Linked DNA regions of Homo sapiens: region 2 is linked to region 1. A link is a loop called in an ENCODE intact Hi-C map of the cell type or tissue named here. Cell type or tissue: endothelial cell of umbilical vein. All regions are shown on one strand.

The links. Peaks named below come from ENCODE experiments on the same cell type or tissue, not always from the same donor. Only the 100,000 strongest peaks of a DNase experiment are listed, where the experiment ranks them.
Region 2: a loop joins it to region 1, with 8 times the contacts of the local background. A loop is called at or near these places in 12 of 110 quality-filtered maps.

The regions. Positions count from the first base shown.
Region 1 is chr9:20,353,970-20,358,969 of GRCh38, forward strand. It overlaps MLLT3 (MLLT3 super elongation complex subunit), which reads right to left. Exons shown (of 11, transcript NM_004529.4): 9 at 839-910. All of the region lies in intron 3 of LOC124902129 (a long non-coding RNA gene), which reads left to right. Among named protein-coding and RNA genes, the nearest start is that of MIR4473, 55 kb to the right of the region's middle. In endothelial cell of umbilical vein, a CTCF peak has its summit at 2,512 (motif pointing right); DNase peaks (open chromatin) are centred at 2,512 and 3,302; H3K4me3 peaks cover 270 bases; H3K27ac peaks cover 417 bases.
Region 2 is chr9:20,882,383-20,887,382 of GRCh38, forward strand. It overlaps FOCAD (focadhesin), which reads left to right. Exons shown (of 44, transcript NM_001375567.1): 21 at 2,727-2,848. Among named protein-coding and RNA genes, the nearest start is that of SNORA30B, 98 kb to the left of the region's middle. In endothelial cell of umbilical vein, a CTCF peak has its summit at 2,815 (motif pointing right); a DNase peak (open chromatin) is centred at 2,819.

The DNA.
Region 1 (5,000 bases):
TTGAATCTCAGAAGGTTTCTAAGAGAAAAAAATTCTAAGTTTGAACATGGAAACAAGAATGTACATTACCAATTAAGTCAGGGGAATTTTGTGGGGTTTTTCCTGTTTGTTTTGTTTTTGTTTTAAAAAGGCTTCCTGGTCATACCAAACATTGCTAGTAAGCAATGCCAGCAAGTGACAGAAGAACAGAAGAATGTATTACGAAAAACAGGGATCACTATCTAATTATCATCTGATTTGTGAAGAGCTCCCCTGAAAGGGGAGAGGGGGTACCTCTCTTTCCATATGCTCAGACTCACGAGTCTTTGTTAGTGTAACTGCATGGGTGCCCCCAGCACCATTTGCGATAAAGGCAAATGAAAGATTTGTGAAACATTACAGAGGTCTGCCCTGGCCCTACAGAGCAAGGTTAGGGCTCTGCCCAAACCAGGCAACTTAACCCCACCAGGTGTTGTAGTCAGGTTTCAGAAGCATGACGCACACTCTGGGAAAGCACACTGCACTAGCATCAGATGTCTTGCTCATCTACATCTGAGATTCCTTAATATTCTATCTCTACCACAATTCTCTTAATTCCCAATTCAATGTGCCTGAAATCCCTTGGCAACGTAGGCATCATGGCAAATGACAGCATAAGGCCAAGCTTAATACTGAAGATATAAACAACACATGGAAAACAAACTACAAAGCACTGGGATGAAATACTCATCATTTGGGCATCTTGGACACTTTGATGAAGAAAATGAAAGGAGAACCAGCAAGGATGATCAAGGGCAACACAAAGAAACGGAAGGCTTGTCAGTGTTGGAGCCCTCCTAGTAACAGACTAGAAACCTACCTTGTCACATTCACCATTCTTTATTTGCTTATCTGATTTGCTTTGCTTTATTGGACTTTTCACTTCAAGAATCTAGGGATCAAAGAGAACGCTGTGTTAAATTTTATTTCAAGCATCTCTTAGCTAACCAGCCACCTAAACAAAGGCATCCACTGAATGAAATGTACAGTAACATTTGCTTTCCAAATAGCATTTCTTTTCTATACATTTTCCTTCTTCTCTCTAATCTTATTTTCCTTGGAAAATGAATTACTTAGATCTGAAATGCTGAGTCAGAAAAGTAGAACTAAAAAAAAAAAAAAAAAAAAAACAACACAGTTGATGATAAGGAAATTGATCTAAGCTTCCAAGGCTGCTTCTCTTTTGCGACAACACTCTCACCATATGTATAGCAGCTGAGTTATACAGAGATTATAGTTCCCTCTGGCAAGAATTTTTTTCCTATTCATTCTGCTGTTTCAGCATGACTACTAGTGTTCAGTATGCTAGGGATGATAAAAACAAATACTCAAATGCCCTTTTTAGTACCTAACTTTCACATTCTAAAATTACTCATATGCACAAAACTGATACAGCTTTGGAAATGAAGATGGCCGACTATCTTCTGTGTTTTAAGAAATGATGTGTTTACCCTTGGTAAAACGCCAAGTGCTTTTCCTTTTATCTGGACTGATTACAACTTAAGTTATGAATAGCTTTACATACTGTATAGAAGCTTTGGTGGGAAGCTATGTTTCTACTTAATAAAAAGGAGAAGCAAATTATTATTTAATAAATGCAGCTGATTTCTTTGACAGCATCTTCAAAACTGAGGATTAAAAGGGAAGTATTTTTAAATGGTCCTCACTTGAAAAAGCTTGAAACCACTAAATTTATAAATGATGAGTGCTTACACATGTGTATAAACACAAAAAGCAAAGTAATTTGTCTTTTTCATTATAACTCATTATGAAGTGAGTTGTTATAACTGGAGACTAATATTAAAGGAGGAAAATGCCAAATAAAGGACCTAATTTATCTTAAGAGGTTTTATATTCCTACTGTTCTCTTTACCCATTCTGTGCCCTAACTTAGTAACACTTCTGTCCACAAGTTTACCACATTCCGTAACATAAAGATTTTAAGAATGAGTCCACTTTTAATCTGTAGTGGCAAGAGCACTGATTAGGCTCAGAAGCCCAAGTTCAAGTCCCAGCCTTATTATTTAATATTTTTGGACCGCAAAGGATGAAATGGGAGAGATGAACAAGATAAGACCCAGATTCCCATTCAGCTTTAACATTTTTTATTACTAATAAACATTTTACTGGATGAGGATAGGAACATGACATCCTGGAAAAGACCGAATACTCCTGAAGGGGCATATTTTTATTTTAATTGAGAATAATGCACGAGTAAAAAGTGTCCTTTTAACAGTCTTTCCTGACAATCATGCTTTTTTTCATCATTTTTAATATGAAGATAACCAAATGACTAATTTGACCAGGCTAACTTAAAATACAATACTTTTGGCAACACAAGGAAATTACGTATTAACAGAGGCAAGGCAATCGTTTTTAACATGCTCCACTGTAAAGGAAACCAAATACTCCACTACATTCAGAATTTCCTCCTCCATTGTTGTTGAAAGTGAGATCTCAAGGGAAAAATCAGCGCTGAGACCTAGGAGCAAGTAGGTCAGTAGATGGCACTCCTCGCCAACTCAGATACTGGGCTGGGCATGCAGAGACAATCCGCTGAGATTTCAGGCAAGAAAAAAAGAAAAAAAAAGTGCCTGCCTGCTTGACTTGTGCATTACAGAACTGAATTTTGTTCCCATCATATCCCGCTGCCTCCCACGATCCCCTCCTCCAACTCCTGTACTCTGGGTGTTGAAGTGACTTGAGGACGCTGTATTTGCAATAGAACTTTGCTAACTAGGTTTAGAGAGTTCTGCCACCTTTTCTTCAAAGCAGAAAATAGAACATTTGGACGCTGAAGTCCCACCCCACACATTCCGTAAGTGCTACAGCACAGAAGGCCAAAATACATTGAAATCCTAGTTTCTTTCTTCTGAAGTTGCAGTGGCAGGAACAAAAGCTCCGGGTGTCAGTGACCCGCCTCAAGTTACTGAGTGGCTGCCCAGAGAGGGCTCAGTTAATCTTCCTTCTTTGATCTCTCCCTGCTCCAAAATAAACAGCTTTGTCAAAACCTCATTCTGAGAGAGCTGAGCCCTGCTGAAGACAATTGTTTTATTTATGATCATTTCTTATCTTTAGGGAAACAACTCCAGAATAAAAAAGTACAACACCTTGTCTTCCACAGGCTTATTTTAAACCAGTTTAACTGGATAGACTCTTTTTAATTTCATTCAACATGCCTTGCAGGCTGATAGGTGATTTATGATATTCTGAATATTAACCCGGGTCCAATGGATCACTTCCTTCCTTCAAGTCCTTTCTCCCCTCCCTCCCTGCCAAGCTTCTGGCTAAAAAAGATGTGGTATTTTGTTTTTGTTTGAAATTCACATAAGGGAGGTTTGGAGTGAAAAAACCATCTCTGGTTGAAATGACGCAACACTCTTTATTATTACCTATTAAATTGTACTGAGAGAAGCAGAGCTACCTAGACTGCCTAGCTACTCCATTTATAGATACAGCAGTCTCTGAAAATAGAAGAATTGTGGTTTAGTAGCACTTTTGTCTTTAATCTGAGAAAATGTCTTGACAAACGTTCAAGATTATATTTTTCTGTATCACTTTATGAAGAATGACAACTCAGTTATTCACAGATGGATTCTCTACTGATAGATCTTTCATACTAATGACAGTAGCTCCCAACAGTACTCAGGTTAATTACTTGCTTGGTTGACGTGTGACTCTATGTTCACTTTTATTCAGTATGAAAATATTTGACTCCATTAGTACTTCCCCTCTTCTCTAGTCCCTGGAAGATTTGAGAAAAGGCAATGGACATTTCAGCTTTGCCTGGTGCTTTATCAAACTCAGAGATCATTATCAATTCATAGAGAGAGAACAGGCAAGGAGTATGGAAGGAGGAAACTCAAGAGTGTTCCCATTTCGGAGTTAGTCCTTCCAAGTATGTTCTCAACTCTTTATTAATCGTGAAAATTCAGATTCATACTCTTTCTCTATCCCTGTCTCTCTCCCCCTACTTTTCTCCCTCCCTCCTGCGCACACACACACACACACACACACACACACACACATTCAAATACGACTAAAAAGTCATTCCAGAGTGAAATTTAGTTGACTTTTAGATTTTTAAGAAATTTTTACTCTCTTATACCATCAACATAGAGAATTAAGATATACTAGTAATTTTTTTTAAGTCCCAGAAGCTTGACTTAAAGGGATAGCATCACACCTGACCCCAGTGCAAGTGATTTGAGGGGCTAGGAAACCAATACTAAACAAGGTTTAAGAAACCTTTACTTGTCCTCTCGGCTCCAAGACATAGCTCTAAGAAGGTAAGCCCTCCTGTGGTATATATATTTCCTAACCCAGACTAGCTAAAAGTGGAAGCATACGGACTTTCTTACCATGCTTACAAGTGCATGGAGAAAGTGACACATAATACAGTATTATTGGCAGACTGATGATTCACATGTGTGAAGCAACACTTGCCAAATAAACACGCCAAGGAACCAGGAGTATGCTACTTAATCAGATAAGGTAACTTTTACCCTCTCCAGATAGACGATACTATTCGTTTTTGGTTTTGTTTTGCTAGACAGGTAAAAAACAGTCTGACAAAGAGTCTAAACCTTTCCCTAAAGCCAAGGTCTGTTCAAGACTGCCCATTCAGGAAGGGCTTAAGTGAAGCCATAAGGTTTGAAGGGCATGAAAGGTGCTTGCTGGAGTTGCATTCCCTAGCAAGCCCACTTTTCACTATGATTGGGAGAGATACTGAAGGAGATGAGTGAGGGGCACAAAAGCAGAGCCTAATGCCCTACACTCCTGGCCCTGCCACTGCTGTGCCCATGACGTATTGTAGCTCTCATATACCACCCACTGGATACAGAAATCAAGCTGAAATATGCCTAGGTTGGATTTAAAAATATCATCGGCTGGGAGCGGTGGCTCATGCCTGTAATCCCAGCACTTTGTGAGGCGCATGATGAGGTCAAGAGATCGAGACCATCCTGGCCAACATGGTGAAA
Region 2 (5,000 bases), 530 kb after region 1:
AATTAGAGATTTTTCTCACAGGACATTTGCTGAATTTTGAATTTGCACCAAGAGCTAAAGAGCTAGGCTGAAAGCTTCTGAAAGGCAAAGTGAAATCCCTTTTAGTCTTCTGATGCTTAGGAAACAAAGACGAGCTAGGAGAATGGGCTTGAAAAAACAGCATGCAAGAGGTAAAAGCCCAAGAGAGAATGGTGAATTGATACTGAAGATCTGCAACTGCTCTCACCTGGGTGAACTTACTAATTCTGGCCACAGCTGGAATCTGAGCATTCAGCCTCAACTTTATTGAGAAGCTGGTGAGGAGGTGGAGAAACCAGCAGACATCTTGGCAATCATGTGGAGCAAGAGTGACACAACTCAGAACTTGAGTGACCTTGAGCACAAGGCCAATTTCTCTCAAGTTATTTGCGACATTTTGAAGCTTTATGGGATGGAAAGCTAAAGAGCTAAGCTGAAAATTTCTGAGAGCAGACCTAAATCTCTCATAATTTTTTCAGATTGAGGAGTCAAAGACTCATTAGACTGCCAATTAGTGGGGGGTGTTGTGGGGAGATATACCCTGGCAAAGGAGTGAACCAGAGCTGGACTCAAATTACAAAAGTTATAATCAGTCCTAACCCAGATCAATTCCTGATTAGGTTGAGGTAATCAGTCCTTCACCCAGTCTGCCTAACAGAGGAGAGAGGAAAACTACTCTTTGATTGACAATAACACCATTTAGTACTTCTGTGGTTCTTTCATATACTGCACTAGACACAGGACAAAGGAAGAAGCTGGAAATGAAGGGAATGATTCCTGGAGATAAAGAAGTCACTCTCTTTGGAAAATATCAATTCTAACTGGCCTACATGAAATAACATACTTTCAAAATATATGACAAAAATGAGTAGAACTAAAAGAGGAAATAGACAAACCCACAATAATAATGGAAACTTTAAAATATCTTTTTCAGTAGCTGGCAGAGCAAGGAGACAAGAAAATCTATAAGATCACAAAATATCTGAACAATCTATGAACAAACTACTGTATAGACATGTAGAACATTGTACCTTATAGTGATAGAATTTATATATCTTTTAACTGTACATGGAAAATTTACCAAAATGACCATACGCTGGACCACAAACTTCAATAAATTTCAAGATATTGAAGTCACTTAGAGTTTGTCCTCTGATGACAATGGGATTAAGCTAGAAATAAATAACAAAAATGATTACCATGATATCTCCAGTTGGCTGAAAATTGAACAGTATACTTATAAGTAATGGATGGATCAGAGAAAAGAATCAAAATGGAAATGAGAAGATAGTTTGAAGTGAATGATAATGAAGATAAGCCATATAACAACCTGTAGGTTGCAGCTAAAATAGTATTTTTAAACACTGTTTCCCCTCTAGGGAAATTCACACTTTCAATGTATATTTTAGAAAAGAAAGGAAAATAATCAGTATTTAAACTTCCAACTCAAGAAGCTTGGAAAAGAACAGCAAATCAAACTTAAAGGATCAGGGAAGAAATAATAAAGATAATAAAACTCAGTGCAATAAAAAACATAAATAAGCTGGAGGTTCAGCTGAGAGCTTAACTGACCGTTGTGGAAAGGGCAGGGAGAAGAGGGAGAGTGAGTGTATGTGAATACAGGAATGAGGGAAAGCTTGTCCACTTTTGAGTATAAACTAAAGGGACCCATGTTATCATGTGTTCATGAAGATTAATATGTGCAAGTATTTCTCTTTAATTGAAATTTTTAAAAAACTTAATAGAATCTCTAGAACTAAACAGTTCACAAAGTCAAGACTTGCAAATTTGTTCATTTATTTATACTTATACTTATTTACTCATAAGTAAATTGTAAATAATATTTTACATGTGATCTTAACTAAAAAGCTATGAGTCAATAAGTAATATACTATATTATATTACGTTTATATTTTGAGACAGAGTTTCTCTTGGTTGCCCAGGCTGGAGTACAGTGGCACAATCTCAGTTCACTGCAACCTCCACTGCTAGTTCAAGTGGTTCTCCTGCTTCAGCCTCCCGAGTAGCTGGGATTTCAGGTGTTCGCCACCATGCCTGGCTAATTTTTGCGTTTTTAGTAGAGATGGGGTTTCACCATGTTGACCTGGCTGGTCTCAAACTCCTGACCTCAAGTGATCTGCCTACCTTGGCCTCCCAAAGTGCTGGGATTACAGGTGTGAGCCACCGTGCCTGTCCCAATAGTATTTTAAATATTAGCTTTTTAAATCTCTTGTGTTTTTTTATTCCTTATATATAAATGGTCAAAAATCATAATTTGCTTAACAAGTTAGCTTTTAGTTATAAATATCTCTATCCAGATTGATTATCAGTTACTGAGAATCTAATTAGTAAAGTTTTTCCATAAGAAATGTCTTTGTAAGCTGGGCGCGGTGGCTCACACCTGTAATCCCAGCGCTTTGGGAGGATGAGGCAGGCGGATCATGAGGTCAGCAGTTAGAGACCAGCCTGGCCAATATGGTGAAACCCTGTCTCCACTAAACTTAAAAAATTAGCCGGGCATGGTGGCACACGCTTGTAGTCCCAGCTACTCAGGAGGCTGAGGCAGAAGAATCCCTTGAACCCAGGCGGCGGAGGTTGCAGTGAGCTGAGATTGCACCACTGCACTCCAGCCTGGGCAACAGAGTGAGATTCTGTCTTAAAAAAATAAAAATAAAAATAAAATAAAGTCTATATAATTTTTTTTAAAGGTGGTATGTTATTTTGCTATGATGTTTCCATGTATCAGAGTAAAGATGGAAAACCATTGAACAGACTGATGGCCAGCAGAGGGCGAAGTTTCAAGCAGACTTCACTTGCTCTTGTACATGAGGTAGGTTCCCGTGTCCTCTTCTTTATGTTTTAGTGTTTTCTCCCTTCATGATATGTTTAAGAAGTTGTTTGTTTAGAAATAATTTTTTTGATCATAATTAATGTAAGTTGCTTTTAAAGGCCACCAAAATAGTTGACCCAACTGAATACTCAAATATTTCAATGTATTTCTGAAAGAAACTGCCATGTTTTCCCCCACTGCCCAGCGTATTTATTAGGGAGTAATGTCTAGGAATTTGCTTTACTTCATCAATGCTTAACTGTCATTATTCAGAATAAATATCAATTTATTGTTTAAAGAAATGCTACTGCCTATATCTTAATTCTAATCCTTTGCAATTATGTAGGGGACCAGTGTTTGTATTTTGTGAGTGTTTGGAATTAAAAGTAAATAAAAGCATTTTAGAAAAATAACCCTTGGTTTTAATGTTTATTTTACTTTTCCTTTCAGCTACCTTTTAAAAATAAAGTTCTGTGATTCTATTAGATGATTTATATGAAATCTGATTATTGCAGATTATGGCAAAACCAGGGGAAGAGGGAAGCTGGAAAGTCCTTGGGAAATGTATTTTTATTGTTTTTAAATATTTTATCACACTTACTCATATGATGTATACAAATTAAAATGTATGAATGAATAACAAAACAAAATGTCACAGCAAAGAGATTTATATAGTTCAGACATAGTAGGTTATATATCAGTTATAAGTAAAAATATATGAATTGTAAAGATTTAATGAACTTGATGTAAAAATAATTAGCATTTCTAAAATATCTTTCTATAACATCTTATTTTGATGCCTAATTTATACATTTGGTTGTAATTAATTTGATTCACTTTTATTCTGTATCACACCAATTGCCACCAGTTTCATAGCACAGCAAAATTCAGAGGGTTTTTCAAGACCCATCTTTGTCCTTTGCCATCCATTTTCCTTTCATATATTTAGTTAGAATTAAAATTGTGTAAATACTTGTTTCAGAAGCTTTTTTTTTGCCTAATATAGTGTCTTCATTCAACTAAAAAGAGAAGAAGGATCTGGGAAGAGCAACGCTTTTCTAGGAGGAAGGTTTAATTTCAGACATAGGTGATTTCTATGTTTTTTTTGTCCCTGGCATCTCATTAGTTGGCATAGAGAAGGGAGAAACGTGGTACCTTTTTGTGTTTTAAGCTGTGCACTTAGATATTTGAAGGAAAACTGAAGTCTAAAGTCTTACTGAAAAGCTGATTTATAATAAAAAGTCACCATCAGAACAGAAACAAGAAAAAGCATTAGTGCAGGGGATGGCAGAAGACATCTGATAACTTTTGGCAGTGGCATCAGAAGTTATGAGGTGTGTCCGAGATATAAGCACAGAAAATCTTTGGGTTAAGATACTTGTTGCTTGTGCTGTAGAGAGTCTAGAAAATTTCAAAGGGAAAAGAAAATAACATCATTGTTTTAGGGGTCAATTAGAAGGCGTATTGGACAGAATTCTGCCAAATGTATAGTAGGATTTTAGACTGGATTCCATATTCTGCTCAGTATATGTAGTTCATTTGCTTAAAACACAAAGGCTGGGGGACCCATGAAGTTTCTCAAACTATGTGACAAGAAATAATATGAACTTTCAGAGCTGGTTAATAAAAATAATTGCAATAATAACAGCTAATAATCGATTTAGATACTTTCAACACTGTGAGGTAGGTGCTGTTAATGTGTCAAGGTCACATAGCTAACAAGTAGAGGAGCCTGGAAATTGAACCCAGGCAGTGAGGCTCCATAGTCCTTGAACTGTCATCTTCTCTCCCAGGTTAATCAGAGAAGATTCTAGAAATACATTTGGATTTTTCCAAGATTACTCTAAGCTCTCTTAAATCATCTCCTTGCATCTTGTCTTTCTTTTGTTGCAATCAATTTGGGATTTTTCCAGATGAAATTTCTTCAAACCCTGCTTTTGATCCTCCCATTACTTTATCCTGAGTCTTTTTTATTTCCAAGTATTTCTTCTTTCTTTCCTTTTTCTTTCTCTTTTTTTTTTTGAGATGAAGTCTCACTCTGCTGTCCAGGCTGGAGTGCAATGGTGCAATCTCGGCTCACTGCAACCTCTGCCTCCTGGGTTCAAGGGATTCTCCTGCCTCAGCCTCCCGAGTAGCTGGGATTACAGGCATG